Regions from separate parts of the Homo sapiens genome. Here region 1 is linked to region 2. Evidence: chromatin contacts called from ENCODE Hi-C or POLR2A ChIA-PET data. All regions are on one chromosome and are shown on one strand. Each heading gives the region's core, a stretch centred on a gene start or an enhancer-like site at or near the end of the contact. The rest is flanking DNA. Distances are from core to core; before and after follow the strand shown.

Region 1 (3,845 bases), core at 151-2,650, 350 kb before region 2:
TACTCAGAGTGGAGACAGGGGAGAATTGGTCTCTGTCTGTAAATAGCCTTTACACAGGCAGGCCAGCCCTCCCACACTGATCTGAGGTAATCTGGCCTTTTCTGGGGCCCTATCCATATTTGTGTAAAATTTAGCAGGCAGTTTGGGGTCAAGAATGAAGTAATCTGTGTTTTTATTCCAGTTCTCTGACTAACTTCTTATGGGACTTCGGCAAGTTCCCAAAGTTCAGTTTTCTTATCTGTAAAATGAAGGAATATTAAACCTGCCCTATTATCTCACGTGGGTATTCACGGAAACAAATGAGATTTTTAAATTATTATGTGAAGGCACATTCTTTCACAAACTCGCTGTCCCCAAGGCTCATGCATCTGAAAGAGCTCTACCCAGCACTTAGTTATGGCTGAGATTGGGGACACCATGGACCTCAGAGGATGCAATGCCTTCGTGTGGTGTGGGGCAGACCCATCCCTCACCAAGGGCTTTCTGTCCTAGATGCTGGGTCCACTGACCCAGGGGTGCCCCCTTCTGGGTGGGACAGCATAGGCTGGTTTCCACTATGCCACATCACTAAGGTGCATTTCTAATTTTAAGCTCTAGTTGTAGGGCTGTGCTTGCTAAATTTCCTTGCTGAGGCACTCAGCCCCATGCCATATGCATTAATACCCATGGCTTCATGATGATGGATGTGTCCACTGGTAATAATGCACATAATCTCTCCCCTCAGAATACCGAGTGTCAACATGCTGTTGTTGTAGGCGGGGACTTGACACGTGACAAACCAGGCCACTTAAAACACAAGACTCTCTTGGGCTCCTTCCTTCCCCTGCTCCCACCAAGCTAAGAACAAACTTCTAAATTCCAGGCACGATCTCTTTGTGTTTGAGGTGTACAGATTGAGATTCTGATTCAGGTATAGCAGCGTAAGGTCCCTTTAAAGGACAGCTGACCACCAGGCTTTAAATGAAGAGCTGATTTTTAAGACAGAAGCTAAAAATATCCTCTCCATCTCTCTCCTCAAAATAAATCACATGCCTCTTGAAATTTATTCACCTCATTCCTGATTTCTTAAAAACATGAAGATAGCAAAATAAAAGTGATCACTCTAATTAGAGTACCTTCCAATCTAAAATGCTGCAAATAAACATATTTGAAAGGAAAAGCAGCTGAAGTGTCTAATTTGCAAGCAGCAGTTTGAAAACAGGAACAATTAAAATACACTGGTAAAGCAAAGCTGAGGTCTCATACTCATCAATGGTTTCAGAAAATCTCTCACTTTCTACGTCCTCCTCCCCATTTCTCAGGCAGCTTCTGAGTGCTGAAGCTCTGCCCTGTTACCAATGCCAACACGACACACCCTATAGAGAGGTGTGTCTATAAGAAAAAGGGAGAAGGACCCAGAGCCAGGAAACCAGGATTTCAAACTTTGACATTGCCCTTTGCTGGCTATGTGCCCTTGGGAAGTGGTTTCACCCACCTGCACCTGGACTCTTCAGGTAATAACCACCCTCCCTCCTGGAGAGGCCCAAAGGATCACATGAGATAATGTGGTTAAGTGACTCAAACTACAAAGGATTCTTCTCATGACTTCTCAACCTTGTGGTTCTATTCTAGCCAAGTCTTTCTTGTCCATCCCACGTCCAGGATTGTTACAGACTAATTGTCTGTGTCCCCCAAAATTCATATCCCCGCTATTGAAATCCTTATCCCCCCTGTGATGGTACTAGGAGGTGAGGCCTGTGGGAAGTAAAGAGGTCACAAGGGTGAAGTCCTCATGGATAGGAATAGTGCCCTTTTAAGAAGAGACCAGAGATCTAGGTCACTCTTTCCACCAGGTAAGGATAAGACATTGGCTGTCTGTAACCCAGAAGAGGGCCCTCACCAGAACCCAACCATAGTGGCACCCTGATCTCAGACTTTCAGCCTCCAGAACTGTGAGAAATAAATTTCTGCTATTTATAAGTCACCTAGTCTATGGTACTTTATCACAGCAGCCCAAACACTCAGCCAAGGCTAACTAACTGTAGTTTCCAGTCTTTGTTCAAGACACTCTCTCCTGCTTAGAAGTGCCATCCTGCCATTCACCACCCCAGGTAAGACCCCTTTTGAAGAGCTCCAAGTGGTAGCCTCTTTTGGATGGTTTCCTCAAGCAGATCACTAACGGCACCACCTACCTCCTCAACTCTCTCAGCACTCAATCCCCATCCCCAGCCAATGGAGCCCTAATCCTCTGCTTATTGCTGTCTCCCACCTGGTTAAACACTGCTTGAGAGTTCAATATGTCCCCTCCTCTTACTTGATTCCAAGCTTCAGTGGGGCAAGGACCTGATCAGATATTCTAGATCAACAGCATCTGAAGTTGCTCAATTGACACATGCTAAAAGAAATAGGAGTCCAAGAAACGAAGACCTTTAGGGTCTGAAACAAGACAAAGAGAGGCAAAAGTCTGAGAGATGGCATAAAAGATGCTAAAGAAGAGACGTTTATCCAGTAAAAGAAACCATACAGAGAGGTTGGAAATGGCCCACTTCAGTGGAGACCTAGGCCCAAATAACTTGCTATGTTAAAGGAACTCTGCAGCAACTATTTTTACCAAAAATCAGTGACCATTATATTTCACTTAGATTTGGGGGCGGGAGGGTTAGGGGGAAGTGTTTTCAGACAGAATACATATCATGTGACATAAATCTGTGTTTGTTAAGACAGACTCCTCCATGAAAATAACAGTAGACATAGGACAAGGTTAAAGTCTTTGGATTAGTCCTACATTTAAAATAGTTACAGGGTTCTGCCATGTGATTTGAATACTCTTTAATTTCTGAAAACAAAAGAAACATATATTGAAATAAAAATAATTCCTTTCTATATTTTCTGATTTAAAAAAGATAGCATTAGGAGATATACCTAATGTAAATGACGAGTTAATGGGTGCAGCACACCAACATGGCACATGTATACATATGTAACAAACCTGCACGTTGTGCACATGTACCCTAGAAAAAGTATAATAAAAAAACAAACAAACAAACAAACAAAGTAACTGAAGTTGGATTTTGTTTTTGGTGTTTGATTTGATTGGAGGGTAGCTGTTTTGCTGGCACCTCAAGCAGTGCCTGATCTAAAAAGTGAACCTCAAAAAGGGGATGCACGAGATGATCCACGGGGATGCACAAAAAAATAGGAATGTGTTTCTTTACAGTGTAATATTTGTATACCATAAATACCATTATTCTACTCTCCATTTTTATCAATAAATTAGTATCCATATATTGAGAGGTCAAACTCAGCCTTTTTTCATTGACATGGCTCCAACAATCAAAAACAAACTGAAGACCCAGTGGCAGTCTGAAGCGTGGAATGGAAGGCTTGCAAAAAACTGCAGGAAGGATTGGGAAAAAGTGATGAAACCACACCAACGCCCTGCCTGTCCTAGTTATTCACGTTCTCAGCTTAGAAAGAATAATTGTAAAAGGAGAATGATGATATTTTTCTGAACTCCAGTTGAATGTGAGAAAGGGAAAGTGAACATGTTCAATACAAGGTTCACAAGAGGAGGCATTTGGTCTCCTGTGTCCTTAACAGAATTTCTGAACTCAGGACCACATAGTTTCTCTCCAAAGGAGTCACCTAACACTTACTTAGGCAAGAATACAAGTACTCCAAATTTATGATGGGACCAGCTTGCCATAACCTGTATTAGTTTTGATTCCAAATTTATTCAGGTCACCTTCACACACCATTAACTCAGTTATCCACCAAGCCATTAGACACCATATGTGCATGACTACAGGCCTCAGGGGCTCCAAGAAAAAATTAATCACCAGGGAACCTATCTAGCTGGTTGGTCT
Region 2 (3,890 bases), core at 913-3,412:
TTCCCTGACCCCTTGTGCTTCCCAGGTGAGGTGATGCCTTGCCCTGCTTTGGCTTATGCACGGTGCACTGCACCCACTGTCCTGTACCCTCTGTCTGGCTCTCCCCAGTGAGATAAACCCGGTATCTCAGTTGGAAACGCAGAAATCACCCATCTTCTGCATTGCTCATGCTGTGATCTGTAGACTGGAGCTGTTCCTTGTTTTTATCCTTCTTTACCTTGTTGATGTGATATATTATATCAATTGATTTTCAAATGTTAAAACTGCTTTGCAAACCCAGGATAAATTCTACTGTCATGATGTATAATTTTTTTATATATTGTTGGATTTGGTCTAGTAATATTTTGTTGAGGATTTTGCATCTATGTTGATGAGAAATACCTGTGATTTTCTTTTTTTGTAATGTTTTTGTCTGGTTTTGGTATTAGGGGGATGCTGGCCTCATAGAATGAGTTAGCAAGGATTCCCTCTACTTCTATCTGCTGAAAAAGATTGAAGAGAATTGCTATAATTTCTTCCTTAAGCATTTGATAGAATTCACCAGTGAACCTCTCTGGTCTCATGCTTTCTGTATTGGAAGATTATTAATTATTGATTGAATTTCTTTAATAGATATGGGCCTATTCTGTTTCTGCTTCTGTGAGTCTTGGCAGATTGCATCTTTCAAGGAATTAGTCTGTTTCATCTGGTTACCAAATTTGTGGGCATACAGTTATTCATAGTGTTGTTCATTATCTTTTAATGTCCATGGAATCTGTACCAATGTCTCTTATTTCATTTCTGATATTAATAATTTGTGTCCTTTCTTTTTTCTTAGTTAGCCTGGCTAGAGACTTACTAATTTTATCTGTCTTTTGAAAGAACCAAATTTTTGCTTCATAGATTTTCTCTGCTGATTTTCTGTTTTTCACTTCCTTTATTTTTGCTCTAATTTCTGTCATTGCTTTTCTTCTGACTACTTTTGATTTAATATGTTCTTCTTTTTCTAGTTTCCTAGTAAAAGATGATATTATTGATTTTATATTTTTTCTGTTGTAATATCTGTATTCAATGCTACAAATTTCTCTGTAAACACTGCTTTTATTGCATCCCACACATTTTGTTGCATATTAATTTTGAATTTGTTATAAACATTTTAAAATTTCTCTTGAGATTTACTTCTTGACCCATGTGTTATTTAGAAGTGTCTTGTTTATCTCCATCTAGTTTGTGATTGTTCTTTGTGTTGTTAATTTTTAGTTTAATTCCATTGTGTCTGAGAGCAGACATTGCATGATTTCTATTCTTTTAAAACTGTTGAAGTACGTTTTACAGTCCAGGATGTTGTCTATTTTGGTGGATGTTTCATATGAACTTGAGAAAAATGTGTATTTTACTGTTGTTGGATGAAATGTCTGTAGATGTTGATTATATTCAGCTGAGTGACAATGTTGTTGAGTGATAATGTTGTTGAGTTCAATTATGTTTTTCCTAATTTTCTGCCTGCTGGATTGATCCATTTCTGATAGAGGGGTGTTGAAATCTCCACCTATAATAATGGATTCATTTATTTCTCCTTGTAGTGGATCCATTTTTGGTTGGTGTATTTTTATGCTTCGTTGTTAGGTACATACATATTAAGGATTGTTATGTCCACTTGGAGAACTGACCCCTTTATCCTATGTAGTGCCTCTCTTTATCTCTGATAACTTTCCTTGCTTTGAAGACTACTTTGTCTGAAATTAATATAGCTACTAATGCTTTTCTGCTTGCTTTTGATTGATGTTAGCTTGGTGTATCTTTCTCCATCCATTTGTTTTAATCTATATGTAGCTGATATGGTTTGGCTCTGTGTCCCCACCCAAATCTCATGTTGAATTTCGATCCCCAATGTTGAGGGAGGGACCTGGTGGGAGGTGATTGGATCAAGCTGCAGATTTCCGCCTTGCTATTCTCATGATAGTGAGTGAGTTCTCATGAGATCTAGTTGTTTGAAAGTGTGTAGCACTTCCCCCTTCCCTCACTGTCTCTCCTGCTTCACCATGGTAAGACGTGTTTGCTTCCCCTTCCCCTTCTGCCATGATTGTAAGTTTCCTGAGGCCTCCCAGCCATGCGTCCTGTTCAGCCTGTGGAACTGTGAGTTAGTTAACCTCTTTTCTTCATAAACTACTCAGTCTCAGGTAGTTATTTATAGCAATGTGAGAACAGACTAATACAGAAATTGGTACCAGAGAAGTGGTCCATTGCTATAAAGATACTTGAAAATGTGGAAATGACTTTGGAACTGGGTTATGGGCAGAGGTTGGAACATTTTAGAGGGCTCAGAAGAAGTCAGGAAGATGAGGGAAGGTTTGGAACTTCCTAGACATTTTGAATGGTTGTGACCAAAATGCTGACAGTGATATGGACAATGAAGTTCAGGCTGAGGTTGTCTCAGATGGAGATGAGGAACTTATTGGGAACTGGAGTAAAGTTCACTCTTGCTATGCTTTAGCAAAGAGACTGGGAGTATTGTGACTCTGCTCTAGAGATCTGTGGAACTTTGAACTTGAGAGAGGTGAGTTAGGGTATCTGGCAGAAGAAATTTCTAAGCAGCAAAGCATTCAGGATGTGGTCTCGCTGCTTCTAAAAGCCTATTCTCATTTGCATAAGCAAAGAAATGAACTGAAACTAGAACTTATATTTACAAGGGAAGCAGAGAGTAAAAGTTTGGAAAATTTGCAGCTGACCATGTGGCAGAAAAGAAAAACCTATTTTCTGGGGAGGAATTCAAGTCTGCAAAAATTTGCATAAGTAAAGGAGAATCAAATGTTAATAGCCAAGATAGTGGTGAAAATGCCTCCAGGGCATTTCAGAGACCTTCACAGCAGCTCCTCCCATCACAGGCTTGGAGGCCCAGGGAGGAAAAATGGTTTTGTGGGCCAGGCTGAAGGCCCCACTGCTCTGTGCAGCCTCAGGACATAGCACCCTGTGTCCCAGCTGCTCCAGCTCCAGCTGTGGCTAAAAGGGGCAAAGGTACAGCTTGGGCTGCTACTTCAGAGGGTGTAAGTCCCAATCCTCAGTGACTTCCACATGGTATTGGGCCTGCAGGTGCACAGAAGGCAAGAGTTGAGGTTTTGGAGACTCCACCTAGATTTCAAGGAATGTGTGGAAACACCCAAATATCCAGGCAGAAGTCTTCTGCAGGGGTAGAGCCTTCATGGAGAACCTCTACTAGTGCAGTGCAGAGGGGAAATGTAGGGTTGGAGCCCCCACACCGAGTACTCACTGGGACACTGCCTAAAAGAGCTGTGAGAAGAGGGCCACCATCCTCCAGACTCCAGAAGAGTGGATCAACTGACAGCTTGCACCATGCACCTGGAAAAGCCTCAGGCACTCAACACCAGCCTGTGAAAGAAGCTGTGGGGGCTGTACCTTGCAGAGCCACAGGCACAGAAGTGCCCAAGTCCTTGGGAGCCCATCCCTTGCATCAGTGTGGCTTGGATGTGAGACATGGAGTCAAAGGAGATTATTTTGGAGCCTTAAGATTTAATGACTGCCTTGCTGGGTTTCAGATTTGCATGGGGCCTGTAGACCCTTTGTTTAGGTGGATTTCTCTCTTTTGGAAAGGTAATATTTACCAGTGCCTGCATCCTGTATTTGCCCATGCCTGCATCCTGTATTTACCCAATACCTCTACCCTCATTGTATCTTAGAAGTAACTAATTTGTTTTTGACTTTACAGGCTCATAGGCAGAAGGGACTTGCCTTGTCTCAAATGAGACTTTGGACTTGAACTTTGGAGTTAATGCAGGAATGAGTTAAGACACTGGGGGACTGTTGAAAAGGCATGATTATGTTTGAAATGTGAGAAGGACACAAGATTTGGGAGGGGCCAAAGGTGGAATGATGTAGTTTGGCTCTGTGGCCCC

What was found. A loop is a pair of places that touch in the nucleus more often than their neighbours do. ChIA-PET counts read pairs that join two places held with the same protein, here RNA polymerase II (POLR2A). Pooled maps may share reads with other maps.
Region 1: a pooled map shows a loop between it and region 2 (2.2-fold over the local background). The contact joins two enhancer-like sites. A Hi-C loop is called at or near these places in 1 of 50 pooled maps. POLR2A ChIA-PET finds 5 or more read pairs at or near these places in 2 of 52 experiments (PC-3 and activated naive CD4-positive, alpha-beta T cell).

The regions. Positions count from the first base shown.
Region 1 is chr2:134,389,531-134,393,375 of GRCh38, reverse strand. All of the region lies in intron 10 of MGAT5 (alpha-1,6-mannosylglycoprotein 6-beta-N-acetylglucosaminyltransferase), which reads right to left. Among named protein-coding and RNA genes, the nearest start is that of MGAT5, 140 kb to the right of the region's middle. RefSeq lists an enhancer at 1,314-1,423. Within about 2 kb of position 1,400, at least 3 of the 41 ENCODE cell types and tissues checked have a DNase peak (open chromatin) inside an H3K27ac peak, as active enhancers do.
Region 2 is chr2:134,039,088-134,042,977 of GRCh38, reverse strand. No RefSeq gene overlaps it. Among named protein-coding and RNA genes, the nearest start is that of MIR3679, 86 kb to the left of the region's middle. Within about 2 kb of position 2,162, at least 3 of the 41 ENCODE cell types and tissues checked have a DNase peak (open chromatin) inside an H3K27ac peak, as active enhancers do.